Linked DNA regions of Mus musculus: region 2 is linked to region 1. A link is a contact called in ENCODE Hi-C or POLR2A ChIA-PET data. All regions are on one chromosome and are shown on one strand. The core of a region is the stretch at or near the end of the contact, and the rest is flanking DNA. Distances in the headings are between cores, read along the strand shown.

The links. Hi-C counts contacts between places; a loop is a spot of excess contacts on that map. ChIA-PET counts read pairs that join two places held with the same protein, here RNA polymerase II (POLR2A).
Region 2: a loop to region 1 is called in a map of heart, with 4 times the contacts of the local background. The contact joins the enhancer-like site here to the promoter of Sipa1l2 in region 1. A Hi-C loop is called at or near these places in 12 of 37 maps with a recorded cell type or tissue (Patski, T-helper 17 cell, adrenal gland and 2 more). POLR2A ChIA-PET finds 5 or more read pairs at or near these places in 3 of 5 experiments (Patski and embryonic stem cell).

Annotation. Positions count from the first base shown.
Region 1 is chr8:125,565,974-125,573,862 of GRCm38, forward strand. It overlaps Sipa1l2 (signal-induced proliferation-associated 1 like 2), which reads right to left and starts at 3,890. Exons shown (of 22, transcript NM_001357372.1): 1 at 3,682-3,890.
Region 2 is chr8:125,458,505-125,466,393 of GRCm38, forward strand. It overlaps Sipa1l2 (signal-induced proliferation-associated 1 like 2), which reads right to left. Exons shown (of 22, transcript NM_001357372.1): 10 at 5,648-5,922. Among named protein-coding and RNA genes, the nearest start is that of 4930566D17Rik, 60 kb to the right of the region's middle. Within about 2 kb of position 3,152, at least 1 of the 3 ENCODE cell types and tissues checked has a DNase peak (open chromatin) inside an H3K27ac peak, as active enhancers do; it is heart, where a contact is called at or near this core.

The DNA of each region.
Region 1 (7,889 bases), core at 2,640-5,139:
CTAACCTCCTTAAAATCTGCTTTTGTGTTGATTTTGTGAGACAGGGTCCCATGTAGGCCAGGCTGTTGCAGAACTCATTATGTAGCTGAGGATGGCTTTGAACTCCTGGTCTTCCTGCCTCTGCTCCCAGTGCTGGGATCATCAGAGTACACCACCACATGTGGCTTGGTTCTGTTTTCTAAGTTTTATAGATGGATGGAAACAGTGGTACGCATGAAGGCATTTCTGCTTCACTTACATCCTTTCTGGCACAGAGATGCTCCATGACAATCACACTCAGCTCACAGCCTGTCGCACTGTCCACTACTCAGTCTCCACACAACACAGCATAGGAAACAGGTCTCAGAAGCAGCCTGCACTACTACAGTGGCTCTCGCAGGAGAAAAGCATCAGATCTGAGCTGCAGAGCACTCGCCACTATTGTCACTCTGAACTCAGGGTCAGAGACCATCAAACCAATTTACCCTTGAAGTTGGGAGACATTTGAATTCCACTTGCATGGTTACCGCTCCTTAAAAAGGGTCATAGCTGAATGCAATTGGCAGCGAAAAGCGATTCCTGAGCCACTGACTTCAAAGGTAAACCTAGCAACTGTAAATCCATATACGGAGGTTCACTGTACACAAACTTACAATACACGGAATCCAGCAGAACTCGTAATCATGGGAAATATAAACCATTCTGGCCAAACAGACATTTTTATTGCTCTAATACATGCATTTTTAAACAATAAAGAAACAAAGGGGGCTGGCAAGATGGCTCAGTAGGTAAAGGCACTTGCTGCCAACCCTGAGTTCAGACCCAAAAGCGCATGTGATGAGAGGAGAATCGACTTCTACACGTTGCCCTCTGACCTACACACACACCATGCCACACACACAGACGGACACACACACTCACTCTAAATAATAAAAAATGAAATGAAGAGAGTGACAGAGACAGTGACAGAGAGACAGAAACCAATATTTTTGGAGCCAAAAGGTTTATACTTTATCCAAACTCACCTGGGACTAGAGACTGCCCCTTGAGGTTCCTACCCCTTCTTCTCACCCGAAAAAGAAGCACTTGTGTAGGTTCAGGAAGAGAATCTAGACCTCGGGTTTTTGTAGTCTACAAGGCTTGACTTCATATTTTACTTAAGTAAACAAGTATGGTCAGTCCATGTTCTCTTAGGACTCACGGTGTCTTTGTAAAGACACATATCTAAAACTACCTCCACATTGAGGTCAGAAGTTTAAAGACAAGCCAAGGTTCTCTAAAGCTGGGGTTAACAAGTACTGGTGGAGCCAAGGGTGAGAAGCAGGTCCATGTAAACAGAAGCACAGTTGGGAGGCCTGTGCACGGCCTTGTCAAGCCAGCTTCAATTACCAGATAATAATGATTTGTACTAACACCTGTTTCAGAAATAGATCTTCAAGTGTATCCAACCAACTGTCCCTTTTATCTCAGGTGAAGAGGATTCCCCAAACTCTGGAAAAGTGACTAAGCTCAGGTATCAAAGAGCCCATGCATTATCATACGGGGAGAGGGGTTGCACCTTCCAAATGTATACTCCATAGCTTTGACCAAGATGATGATCCCACTAACGAAGCTAGAAGTTACAGCGCTAAAGCAAACGCTCTTGGCGAGAGCCTAATATTTTACAATAACAAAATCATGCTCTAAAAACTATACACTTAAGCCAGACAGTGCAATTCTCAGCCGCACTCCCAGGCAGAAGCTCCACCTCCACCTCCTAACTGGATGCTGTGTTGTGCTCTCTCCATCCTCCGGAGGAAATGTCTACAGGGCTTCTTATGCAAGTTCACCTCACCCCATCTATAGGTAGCACGTGGGTACTGAGGGAAGCCCTTCCTGTTTGCTATGTTCCCCAGACATTTACCCAGTTGGGGTCCCCCCCCTTTAGCTATTTATGAATACACTTTAATTTAGAACATACAAATTTAACGTTATAATTTAAGCCAGCCAAACCACAAGAAATAACTATAAAGCCAAATTTCAATTTCTTCAGCTAATAAGCCTGCCTACCACCAGGGCAAGACTTGGGCTACCTGTGATGTTTTACTTGTAGAACAAAAGTAAGGAAAATGAATTGGGGTGGAGCAGAGCACACCTGTCATCCAAGCCAATCATGAGGCAGGGGACCACAAGTTCAAAGTCTGTTTGAGCTATAGCGTGAGGTCAGCCTAGGCAGCTTAGTGAGCCTCTTTCAAAATAATAGTAAATGGCTCACTGTTTTGAAATAACAATAAATGAGGCTGGGAATGTAGCTTTGTGGTAGGGTGCTTGTCTATCATACCCAAGCCTATAGGTTTAATTCCCAAATCCGACCCCCTGAAAAAAAAAAGTACTTAACCCAGAATGTAAGAATCTGCTGTGGCCACTGATCGGTTAACTAGAGGCACTAGTTTAATGACTAGACTGTACTAGTCATTAAAAAGCCGTGCTGGGAAGAGACAAGCCAGATCTCACCAGGGGAGAAGGAAACGCAGAGGTCCGTGACACAACCCTCAGTATGACTCAGGCAGACGCACTCAGCTACAGATCTTCCTCAAATGCTGCCGGTCAACCCTTAGGCATGAACAGCCTCACACGCGCCCAAAACTGAAGATAGACTATTCTTCCCCCCTCCCAACCACCCTCCACCCCCTGCAATAGATCCCATTGCTGCCTGTTCCGGAAACCGCTCCAGCTAGCCATAAACAGCATGTCGAAATCTATGCAGCTCTTATCACCAAACCCACCCAAGAACTCCACATTCTCCAAAGACATCAAGACCTCCGCGATGCAGAGCCCAGTAACAAGCAGCTCGCTCATTCGTAGTCACCTCTGGTCGCTAGAGATCAAAGCCCACTTTCCATATTTGAAAAAAGAAATATAATAACCAGTTTAAGCCTTACAGGGGAGTACTATGTTTCAAATAAAGCAGCAGTTTGGGATAGTTTCTTCCTTTCATTCCAATTTGTAAGACGTTAAATAAATAAATAAATCCCAGCCTAGACTGCAGACGCAGGAAACTCAAGCGGGCAGCGGACTAAAATGCCTGTCATAAGAAAGCCATCTAGTGTTAAAGTTTAGAAGTGAAACCGCAGACAAAAGGAACATTTCTGGGACTATTTTGAAGTTACTGGGGAAAACCAATGAGAATAACCAAGACGCCCCGTTTTCTGCGGATGACTTGGGTTTTGGGGTGTTCTGCATTCTGCCTTTCCCCCTCGCTGTTTGGCCTTCTTTCTCAAAGCCATCCTTGCGCAGACCGAGGCAACTCCAAGCAGAACCCGAAGCGCCTAAGACCTGTTTTGACCAAAATCAGGTATCGCCCAGCCCCAATTCGTGAGGACGCACTTGCTGTCCGTTCGCCCGTGCTGACGTTGGCCCGGACTGAATTAATGTAGCCGAAGATGGTTAATGACGACAAACGTCTCCCCAAGGGGTGACGCCAAGTTGTCCTCGGCTTTCGCTCTCCGGGAGACGAGCCGAAATTGATTCTCGGGATTCTGCGACCAGGCTCAAATGAATGTGCCGGCGCTGCCGGTCGCTTCCCGACCGCGGTCCTCACCCGCGGAGACGCGAGCCCGCGCGTACAAAGGAGCGGGAGTCCCGGGGGAGCGGCCCGCAAGTTGCGCGCAGCCGGGCAGGTCCGGTCCCTGCGCCCTGCACCCCGCACCCCCCGGCACGCACCTCGGAGCCGCGGTCCTCTGGACCCCGCCAGGGCCGGCGCGCAGAAGCCAGGGCCTCGCCGCCCGCCGCCGTCCCGCGCTACCCATGGGCGCGCTCCCCGCGCGGCCGTTGCGCCCGCGGCTCGAGCTGTCGCCAGGCGCCGCGCTGCGTCCTCGGCCGCCCGGCTCCGTCTGCAGCCGGCTCCCGCCGCCGCCGCCCGCCCCGGCACCGCCCCCACGCGCTCCGCCCCCGCCTATTGGCCGGTGCCCCGAAAGACCCCACCCCGAGCGCGCCGCCCCCTCTCATTGGCCGGTGGCCGGACGGTCCCCGCCCCTAAAGCTCCGCCCACGCCCATTGGCCAACCGGACAGGCCCCGCCCCGAGCGCTCCGCCCACGCCCATTGGCGCGCCTCCTGGCCAGACTCGCCCCTCGCGGTCGGGCGCGCGCGAGCGCGAGCGTCCTCGGAGAGCGATTCTCCAGGTCGCGGCGAGCGCGAGGCCTCGGCTTACGGGGACAGGCGGCCGGCTTCGGAGTGCTCGCGAGCCCGGGTGCCCTCGGAACGACCGGTGCTCTCCGGGTGTGGACTCTCATTCGTACATGCTCGCACCATGTCCGGACCCTTGAGAGTCACCACGGCCTGGCGAAGCCCGAGGGACGGACTTGACGCAAAAGTGCAAGCTGTAGTCGCGCGGGCCGGGGAACCTGAGCCAGGAGCGATGCACGAGCGGGCCCACGCCTGCTCTCGGTGTTCCGGCCCTGTCTACCCCCTTTACCCCCAACCGCCGGGAGCCTCACCTGCGGCCGGCTGCAGAAGAGCGGCGTTGGGCTCTATTTTGAGATGCACGGGCAGGAGGAGTAAATAAGGCCGGAGCAGGTGGCAGAGCTGGCTCCACCTTACGTCCCCAGAGTCCTGAAATGGTTTGTTTGGGACTTTGAACTCCTCCCTGGAAGAGATAATGTTAATAATGTTATCTCTCCTTCCCTGTCGCAGTGCTTCCTACTACGAGCACACATCCTGGTGAAGTTTAAACAGTGGGTCCCCACCCAAGCTGCATTTCTCTGCGTGCACATTGTCCAATCTCTTATATATCATTTTAAATACAGGTGTAATGCGTAGGAATGGGCCTTGTAAAACATGCCAGCAACCTGTATATGACATTATGCTCCTGAGATTTCCAGGTTTTGAGGTCTTTCTGGATGGTCTCCCTATACCTACCGTTTGCAGAAGTTGTGTATGCATTCCACAAACATGAAGTCTGAGAAAAGTCCTGTGCTGCAGTGCTTTCTGGGAAACTTTTTACCAGACCCTGCTCTGTGCTTGGGGGTGAGGTGGGGGAGGGGGCAGATTAAACCGGGGCAGAGACTGTGGAATACAGCGCCAGAGAGGAAGGCAGGGCGTGGCTGCGGGCTCAGGTATCTTACAGAAACAAATATAAAATGCCTCTTTTGGCGAAGGTACGGAGATTGCTGGGGTTTCCAAGAAAAATACCAGCCATGAGGCATTCAACGGAGCTTGTCTAAAAGCCAGCGTGAGTCAGATTCCTCAGAAGTTAAGGGCGTTCTCTGCTTTTGCCAAGGACCTGGCTTCTGTACCAGGCTCTCAGTGGCAACTTACAACCATCTGTAACTCCAGGTTCAGAGGATCAGAGGCCCTCTTCTGGCTTCTCTGGTCATTGCAGCCATGCTGTGGACATACATGACTTCAAGCAATCTCTCAAGCAAATGAAAGCTAGAGTGAGCTACCATAGGTTCGTCATCTCCTGTTACTGTCCTGCGAGCCTCCCTCTCTGCCCTTCAAAGGCCTCATTACCCTGGGAATTCTTAAGAAAACAGAATCTAGGAACTCTCGCTCTCCAATTCTAAACTTTTTTTTTTAACTTCTGATGAAGTAATTCCTACATCAGTCTTTTTTTAAAGATTTATTTATTATTATATGTAAGTACACTGTAGCTATCTTCAGACACACCAAAAGAGGACACCAGATCCTGTTACAGATGGTTGTGAGTCACCATGTGGTTGCTGGGACTTGAACTCAGGACTTTCGGAAGAGCAGTCTGTGCTCTTAACCACGGAACTATCTCTCCAGCCCCCTACATCAGTCTTAAGAGTTCAAAGAGGGGCTGGAGAGATGGCTCAGCCTTAAGTGCACTGGCTGCTCTTCCAAAGGTCCTGAGTTCAATTCCCAGCAACCACATGGTGACTCACAACCATCTGTAATAGGATCTAATACCCTCTCTGGCATGATGGTGTACATGCAGATAGAACACTCATACATTAAATAAATAAATCTTGAGAGAGAGAGATCGTTCAAAGAGGTACCAGCCAATCTGCCTGCTGCTTGCATCTGTTTACCTTTTAGCTTAGTAAAGCCAGTTTGGTTTCCTTAACAAGCCCCAAGATTTGACCTACGAGGATACTTACAGAGCATTAAAGTTCAGTGGCTAACTTAGTGAAGATATAGGGTGCCACCTTTATTTCCTCCTTTCCCTTTTTACTCCAGCCTTTCCGATAAAGCCTTTCTTTTTATACCAAATGAATAGTCGTAATTTGCAACAAACAGGTGTTGGTTTTATACATAGTCCAGGGCCTGATGTCGTTGGTCACCATACGAGGCTTCAGGACAAGGGGCAGTTTGAGAGCAGATGGGACAGGAAGGAATGCCAGTGGTGTAGCTTGGCTGAAGTGCACTTGCCTGACATGTGTAAAGCTCAGAGTTCTACCTTTAGCTCCAGAAAAAAGAAAAAAAAAAAAAAAACCACCTAAAACAGGAGGTGATAGAGAGACAGTGCCAACAAGAGGTGGCACGGGGCCTGCCTGGGAAGCAGCCATGCCCTCTGGCCTGGCACGGCGTCTCTGCTTATGCAATGCACACATGGATGCCACTGTCTTCTGCTAGTCCTGTTTGCTTGGGGTTGGGGTTTGTCGCACATGTGTCCAGCCTATGGCTATGCTTCTTCCCCTATCTTCCACAGTAGAAGCCTCTCACAACAGGGTGTGGCCATGTGAGTACAATAGCAAATGCCAGGTCCTGCATCATTTGGGTTTTTTTGGTTGATTGGTTGGTTGGTTGCTTTTTGTTGTTATTGTTGTTTTGAAACTAGGTATCTCTATGCGCTTCTGGCTGTCCTGACCTTGCTGTGTAGACCACACTGGCCTTGAATTCACAAAGATCTGTCTGTCTCTGCCTCCCAAGTGTTGGGAGTAAAGTTGTGCACCACCACACCTGGCAAGAATGTATCTATTTATGTCTATTCATGTATTTTGTGCTTATGGATGTTTTACCTGCATGTGCATTTACACACCAGAAGAGGGCATTAGATGCCACAGGACTACAGTTATAGACGGCTGTGAGCTGCCATGTGGGTGCTGGGAATTGAAGTAAAGATCTCTGAAAGAGCAGTCAGGGCTCTTAACCACTCAGCCACCCCTCCGGCCACAACAGGGTTTTAAGAAGTGGCTTCAGTGGCTGGAGAAATGTATCATCAGTGGGTAAAGCCCTCGGTGTGTGGGCCTGATGTCCTAATTGGGATATGCCACTAGTCCTGACCAAAGCAAGGCCTGTATTCGTTTGAAGTGAAAACCAAATGAACAGTGTATTATAGGACCATGTGCTAATTGCCATTGTATGACATAATGTATATACTGTCCCAGGAGTTGGCCCACGAATGCCACCTGTAAAAACCTCAGCTCTGTAAGCACACATGGAAACCTGCTCTTCCCAGGGCACTCTGGTAACAACAGAAGAAGACAGTCTTCCTTAAGTAAGGAGGCAGCTGCCCTCAGGAAGAGGAAACATAGCTGCATTTCTGCAGGGAGCAGATTTAAGCTGTGAAAAGCTGTCATATTTAAAATGTCACCGTGAACCTAAAGTAGCCTAGATCTCCACAGAGACCCAGAAAGACGAATCGGATGGAGTGATCAAACTAAAGGTAAAGTTGGGCATGATAGCCCACACCTGTAATCCTGGCACTTAGGAGACCAAGGCAGGAAGATTGCTGCAAGCTCTAGGCCAGCCTGGGCTACATAGTTTAGTTGCAGGCATGCCTGGGCTACTACTTGAGATCCTGTCAAAAACAAAACAAAAACAAAACCTTATTGACAGGTACCTTTGATCTGACTAAGTTTTTCCTGATCTTAACTGTGTGTTTCACCGATGAGGAATCCTATATGTTGGTCTGTGGCCCACCCCAGGAACCTCTAAGACTTCCAGGATGGTGGATGATTTCTTT
Region 2 (7,889 bases), core at 1,902-4,401, 110 kb before region 1:
TTTCCTGGAGGTTGGAGAGACGGCTCAGTGGTTAAAGATGCCTGCTGTGCAAACCTGGAGGTCTGAGTTTGAGCCCTGAAAGCCAAGTAAAGGTTTCAAAGCCAGCTCCACATGCACGATATCATGTATGGCTACATCACACACACACACACACACACACACACACACACACACACACACACAAGCATACATAAATAAATATGAATTGAACAACTGTGTTGAGCTGTAGTAGCTGTAGCCTATGATCAGATATTTGATGGTGACACCTGACCACATGGGTATTGTCACCACTTAGTTAATTGTTCACAGGTGCTCCTGGGAACCCAGTGCCTCACCTCATGCAGCACATATCACATATTCTGTGTGTCATGTGCGGTTGTGAGGGACCAAGGAAGTCACCATTTCTCAGAGTTTTCTCAGAAAACTCAAGAGCAGAAAAAAATGTTTTCTGCATTGTAACACTTGTATGTGATACAACGGTTCCTGGTATCTACAGATAACGAAAGGTTATCTAAGAAGGCCACACCTAGTTGTCCACCATCTAGGCCACAGGTAACCAACCTGGCTGGCATGGGATGGCTGCCATGTTGCCCCTGCACTCCTGTTATCGAGCAGTAACAGCATCTATGTAAACTGTAAGATGGAACTGGCCAACAGGAGGGTGATGGTCTTACAAACTGCTGCACAATCTTTGTTATCAGGGAAAGGGGTACTGCTTCAGTTAACAAATCACTCACAAGAAAAACTGTGTAATAACACCGGGCAGACTAAAGGGACCCAACAGAGTGGAGACGAGGCTGACTTGTCAACAATGCAAGTGATTGGCAATTTCTGCCATTGAGTTGTTGGGAATTCTAGTGGAATGAATTGAACCAACCAACAGACAACTGCATGGATGGACAAGTGAACAGAGAATTAAGGAATAAACAAATGGATGCCAGAGAAAGAGAATGAGAGAGTGATGAAAACACGCAACCCGGCAATGGCTCTGGGATTATGGGCTTACCACGCTTAGAGCGCAGGTAATCACTGCACTGGCAGGCATGGCAGGCATGGCAGGACTGAGCATGTGTCAGGTGGCTGGGTGGCCGCTAGAGCTTCAAGTCCTGAACAGTTTCAACATTTCACACCAGGACTCATTAGAGGGTTGGTAAGACAGGAATAGATACAATAGCCATTTTACTATCTATACAAATAAAACAAATTAGAACTGTAATCTAAAATCTCATTTGAGTCCTCTCTCTCTCTCTCTCTCTCTTTCTCTCTCTCTCGTGTGTGTGTGTGTGTGTGTGTGTGTGTGTGTGCGCGCACACACACACACACACACACACACACACACACAAGCTGTTAAAACAGAATTTTCTTCCTGTTTCTCATTTCCCATTCTTCCCTCTTCCTGTACTTCAGGGAGTCAGGCGACAGACAAAGGCATGGTGCACGAAGCTTTAATTTTATAGAACACTGTGAGAACAATCAGTTTGGCTCTAGATAACCCATGGAAATCTCTGCTGCCCTGTGTCACATGGAAATGTGGACCCTTGTCAACAAAGCACAAAGAATCACAGGAGCCAGATGTACAGCCTGGAGTTTCATTTCCATTTTTATTGGACATATTTACTAAATTCGCAATGTGTGGCAAGTCATGCATGGCTCTGGAGAGTCATTACTTCTCAGACAGCGGCCTTTGAAGGATGCCTTTCCCCTAAAATGTCACTGACTGAATGCGAGGGTTAGGGGTGGGGCCTGATCTTTGAAAAACAGAAAAAGATCTTTAAATAGAACAAAACCAAAACCCAACAACTTTGTGTGTGTAAATGTGGGTGGGTGGATGCATGTGGGCCACGGTGCCCATATGAAAGTCACAGGACAACCCTGGGTGTCTATTCTCACGGTCCACCTTGAAACGGGGGTCGCTGATGCACAGCAGACTGGCAGGCCCTGAACTTCTGGGGCTTCCTAGCTCTGCCTCCCGTCTTGCCAGAGGAACGCTGGGCTTCCAACCTCCCAGGGCTGCTCTCCTGTGGGCCTAGGGATCTAAACTCAGGTCTGCATACTTCCTGGCAAGCCCTGCACCTACTTAGTAATCTCAGTCAGAAAGACCTTAATCAGGCAGCCCAGGGAGTGGCAGCACTTCCGGCCCAGTAGCCAGAATGAGCCCATTCCTCAGCTCATTTCCATTTGAAGAGTCATCCCCGGTGCTCCGGGTCGCTCCCGAGATGGGCTAGAATTTACTCAAGGGTCCTGGCCCAGCAGGAGATTCCTTAATGAGCTTCCCCCACCAACTCCATCAAGAAACCAAAAGTGGCCCTGGTTTCTTTCAACTGGGAGCAGGGTGGAGGCAGGCAGCTGGACTGTCCTTGAGGCTCAGAAATGACTTCAGAGCAGGCGTGGCTTTTGATTCACACAAACACACCAGCTCCACACAAGACTTCAGTCAACTCTGTAGTGAAGGGTGGAACCAGGCAGGCATCACTGACCTGAGGACAGCCAGAAGTGCCCATTAACCTGAAGGCCCCTCAGGCTGCAGGAGGAAGCAGATGGGTTCTCAAATTATTTCTCACTGATATCCTGTAAGAGTATTACTGAGCTAATCTATCTATCTATCAATCAACCTATCTATCTATCTATGAATGAATGAGGCACTTTCTCATTCAGAGAGGCACAGCACTGAGGTAAGATTCCTTATAATTAGCTAGTTTTGCCGTGTCTGTCACCCTCATAGAACTTGCACAGAGGCCCACTACATAGTAAAAAATCACACAGATGTGTGCACATGCACATAACTGCTCATTTAACTCCTTTCCTTCCTGACAGGCTCTAAGAGCCAATTTATGAAAGAAGATGGAGGTAATTTTCCACACCACAAATCAAATGTGATGTCAGAGCCTCAGGCAAATCCTGTATCCTTAACTATAGGACCATGAAACCAATGTAAGCTGCCCTTAAAGAGAGTTTTCAGTTTTATTTAAAAGGTTTATTATTTATTGGTGTGCATGTGCATGCATACGTAAGCTGGGAAAGCAGCTTGGTACTTGCCTAGCATTCCTGAGGCCTCTAGCAACATGCACACAGGAGCATGTGTGAGACACATACATGAACTCCCTCTTTCTAACATAACAGAGTACTACAGGGCCTGACTGTACTGGGGCATGGCTGGGACACCCAGAGCAGCACTTCCTGCATAGCTAAGAGCTGGTGTGACAGGGCTGCAGGCAGAGGACTTCTGACTACAGCACATACCATTCTCAGGGCCCATCCCCATCAGAAGTGAAAGTGAATCAGGAAGAATGAAAACACTAACTTTAAAAAAGCTCAATGGAGAGTCCTGCTTGATGTGTGCTGGGTTGGTTCCTTCCCCAGAGGTGAGAACAGAGAGAGGGCAGCTGAGCAATGTAAGGAGAAGACTGTGTGCTCTGGGAAGGGCATCAACAAAGGCGAAGTCTCTGAATAAATATCCTGGCTATTTTCAATTGCACTTAAAACAAAGAATTAATTATAGGCAGATCCAGGCAGATAAGAAAGCCTCTTTGGAGGAAAAACATGCTCTTGAGGAAAAGACAGCAGCAAAAACATCCACTCTGTAGTTTTGTTTATTTGTTTTAGCTGAAAAACAATTCAATATTCCTTAGGAAATTCTATTCTTTGAAATCATGTGCTCAAAATACCAGGCATAATGAGAATGTTACTATTTTTATTATCTAACGTTCTTAAAAGCTTCTAGAGTTTCTTACAGAGCAACAGCAGACCAAACCTATATCAGGTCTGGAAACGTTTTCACTCATCTCTGCAGTTGTCTTGTCTCCAGGAGAAACTGAAGACCTGACCCTTGCTGACAGAGGAGGCACACATCTGTATTCCCACCACAGATGCCCTTAAAAGTTGCTGTCAAAGACGTTCACTTACAGGCCACGTCAGCTTCTATTCTAGGAAGGCCGAGAGGAAGCTTAGCTCTTACTCAATTTGACTTTTGTTTTATGAAATAGTTTTTTATCTTCCATTGTGGCTTCTTTATCTTAAGTTTGGCTCATGGGGTCCTGGGACAAGGCGGTAGGGTCTAATGGGCAGAGTCTGGAAATGTGAGGTTATGAGAAACTCCTTGTGAGGGCTTTACAGGAGTCGGACCTTTAACACCAAGAAGGATTTCAGCTCTTTTTAAACCTTTATTTTATAAACCTATTGGCAAATGTAGGAAACATGGCCACTGAAAGACCAGGGGGCTAGGGCTGGAGCTCAAGGGTGGAGTCCACGCCTAGTGTGCACAAGGCCTCTGGTTCTATCCACAGCATCACAAAAACAAACCCACCAGGCTGGGAGCCAGTGCTAAGTAAGTTCAATCTAACAGACTTTACAAACTCTGGCATCTTAACCACCGAGACCAAGATGACACAGAGCGGAGTGGTTTGTTTTCTAAAAGATCCCCATTTAGGGATGAGCTCCCCAAAGGGGCGGCCATTAGAGCCACCTGTGGTTAATTAAGCTGATTTAATTAAAGTGAAAAATTCAGCCATGCTTCAAGTGTGTGGCAGCTGCATGCAGCTTGGGCATGGCACAGATGCGACCAGGCGTGTGCCCCTATGAGGGAGGAGAAAGGAGACCTTTGTGTCCTGAGTCCAGAAGGTAGATACAGCCAATGCACTGTCCTCATAAAAATGTCCCCTTTGATATGACAGGAATTTGTTGGGGAAGAGCAGCGGGGAGGGGCCTGGGAGGGAAAACTGCAGCTGCGATGTAATATATGAGAGAAGAATAAATTAATTAAAAAGTGACAGAAACTTGAGCGAATTTAAAGCAATCGTCTTTCCCCCTCAACTGAAATGTAGAGCAAACACTAATCATGCTGGTAAGTTCTGAGTACTCTGAGGGATCAGGGTCCCTGTGGTGCAGATGTGAAAGGAACTTTAGGACTCCTTCCTTCCCCATGACCACACAGCAGGGCCCTGACCTCAGCCTCCTGCATCCTCCCAGCAGGTAAACTCTGGGGCCTGCCTCATGACTAACCGGATGGAGACAGACACAAGCTGCATGGCCACCAGAGCCCACACACCTGTACTAAAAGAACCACACGAAAGTAAAACGTCAAGGTTTGAAACTCACCTATGACTCTCAGCAGTTCTTGCTGAGGATGCAGAGGTTGGACAGACCTAGTGGTGTCACCTTAAGGCTGAGTGCCACGACCATCTGTCTGCAGCAGACAGACAGACCACTCCCACACCTATGCCTGTCCCTTCCTACCACCTATGTGCAGATGCCCTGTCCCTGTTGGACACCTCTGAGGCTTCAGTGTGAGAACAGCATGGCCCCCAGAATCTGCCTACAGTCTCACATTGCTCCAGACAGGCCCTGCCTTGTTAGCTACTCATCCTGATTTGAGCTGTGCAGGCTGTGAAGGTTGTGCACACTCAGTCTCAATAGGTCAGGTGAGCCAAATGGACCCACCCCCTGGTCTTGGTGACTCAGTCTCACAGTCAATATCTGGTGTCACTCTTTAGCGCACCAATGGTGCATGCCACATGCTCATCTGAAACCCTTTAACTAGTGCGCCAATGGCTCAGGTGTCCACTGACAGCTCACCAGCTCTCTGAGGATCCTGCAGGCAGGCAGGAATGTCCCTGGTGACAGTGCACACTGCCCAGCCTCCTGGTCTTACCTGCGGGGAGAGCCATCCTCGTGGGGCTGGATGATAACTACTTTCACAGTCACAGATGTCCGCAGTAAGTCAATCATCTGCTCGTGGGTCAGCGTGGCCACAGCCACCTTGCAGATCTCCACAAGCCGGCTCCCTTGGCGAAGGCCTGCCTTCCAGGCAAAGCCGAAAGGTTCCACATCGGCAACAATTCCTTCAAAGTTCACATGGAAGCCAAGCTGACCCAGCCCGTTTCGTCTCAGGGTCATTTCCACAGTCTCGCAGCCTCTTGTTACTATCTGAGGGGAGGGAAGCTGTTAGGCAGGTTTGATCTTTCTCCCTGGATACCACAGATGGGATCCCACTGGGGACCACCTGCACATATCTAAGCAAGCCCCTCTCCCCTTTGGCTCTATCCTCAGCCACCCCTCTGTCCCTTCAAGTGACCTGGAAGGTATCTGAATCCAAAGTTCACCATGGTTGCCCTTGACAAAGAACAACAGAACCAAAGCTGGGTTTTACCCTGGCTCATGTGGCAGGCTGCCTGGCTGGAGAAGCCGTGAGCTCTGCACGTTTTCTGCTAGTCCCTCCACTTCCTGTCACTAACAGGGCTCCAAAGAACTTGAATTCCTCTCCTCTGGATGCAGTACAGCAAGAGAAAGAAGGAGACAACCTCATTTCTCAGACTCCAAGGCTTTCTGGGTATGTTTTTTTTTTTGGGGGTGGGGTGGGGTGGGTGGTTCAAGACAGGGTTTCTCTGTGTAGCCCTGGCTGTCCTGGAACTCACTCTGTAGACCAGGCTGGCCTCAAACTCAGAAATCCGCCTGCCTCTGCCTCCCAAGTGCTGGGATTAAAGGCATGCGCTACCATTGCCAGGTTGGGTACTTGTATCTAACTCAGAACAGCAACACGTGGCCTGTGTTCAGGAAGGGCCCAGGAGAGAATGGACTGTGAGAAAAGCCACAACTGTCTCAGATGCACTGGCCTGAAGACTTCCTAATCTGTCCTACCTGGCCTCCTGGGAGTGACCACCTATGTCCATCTGGTCCCAAGGGCCCTTCTGATCAATGAGGGGCTTTGCAGGTAGCAGAGGAGCCCTCTGTTCCTATAGCCACCCTTCCTTCTGTCACCTGTGCCCTGGAGGCTAAGGGATATCCCAGGAAGCTCCAATGACACTCCCCTCGAAGACTAGGAGTCTACACAGTATACCAAGAACTTGAGAGAGCCAGCTCAGTGGCTTGGTGCCACAAGTAAGGTAATTGGTCACTGTAACCCTCAGAGGCACTGATGGAATGTGGCTTACAATGCCATGAAAGGAAAACATGGCTCATTAAACATCATTTGAAGATGATGACATCACTTTTTTTGTGGGAAATTTCAAGTTGGGAGGTATCATCCCCCATCCCCAAAGCCCTGGGGGCAGTGTACAGAGTTTCAGTTTAATAAACTCTCGCGTCCAGGAACCTGGCTCTGAACACACACATTCCTATTATTGAGCCCCGTGGCTGTGAGCGCAGCTGGGGAGCTGTGGCTTGCTCCCTGCATCAGCATCTGGCCTAGGTTTCCATGGTTACAAAAGCCAGTTGGCTTCTCCCAGACCAGCATGAAGCTGGGGACTCAGCAGAAAGGGAGCGCTGGTGTCAGTCAGGAGGGAAGTTCCAAAAGGTTCAACTTTTCACTGATCTGAACTCATTCCAAACAGTTAACCGAGCAATCCCTCGGTGCCAACCTCCACAGACATGTCCTCACCTCTTTTCCAACTTTGCTCTAAGCAGCCTTAACACAGTGGCATCTAAGATGCCTACGTCCTGGCAGATGAGAGAGAACGAAGCTGCTTCCTGAAGTTTAATTGGAGAGACTGGCTAGGCAGCATCAGCTAGTGCTGCTCCTGACTTCCTCCCTAGTGTTACCCAAGTCATCCAGACATCCCTGACGGTAGAGCAGGCTCTCTCGTCTCTCAAGTGCCCCATGTACTTACGCAGACATAATAACCCTGTGAAAACAGCATCTCCCATCCACATGCCTGCCACCATCTCCATGATTTGTGGGGCCCACTGGCCAGTGCAAATAGAGGGTCTTTATTCAAAGTCTATTAGGTTCAAGTGTGACAGGGAAACCTCCACCCAAGCATGGCCCTCTGAGGATGGCTTCCCAGGACTCTCAGATGGCACACCCAAGGTCCCTCTGGGAGTGAAGTCTCCTCCAATATGTACAGCGTACACTTCTGGCTGTACTCTGTACCACACGCAACAGACAGTAAGATCAC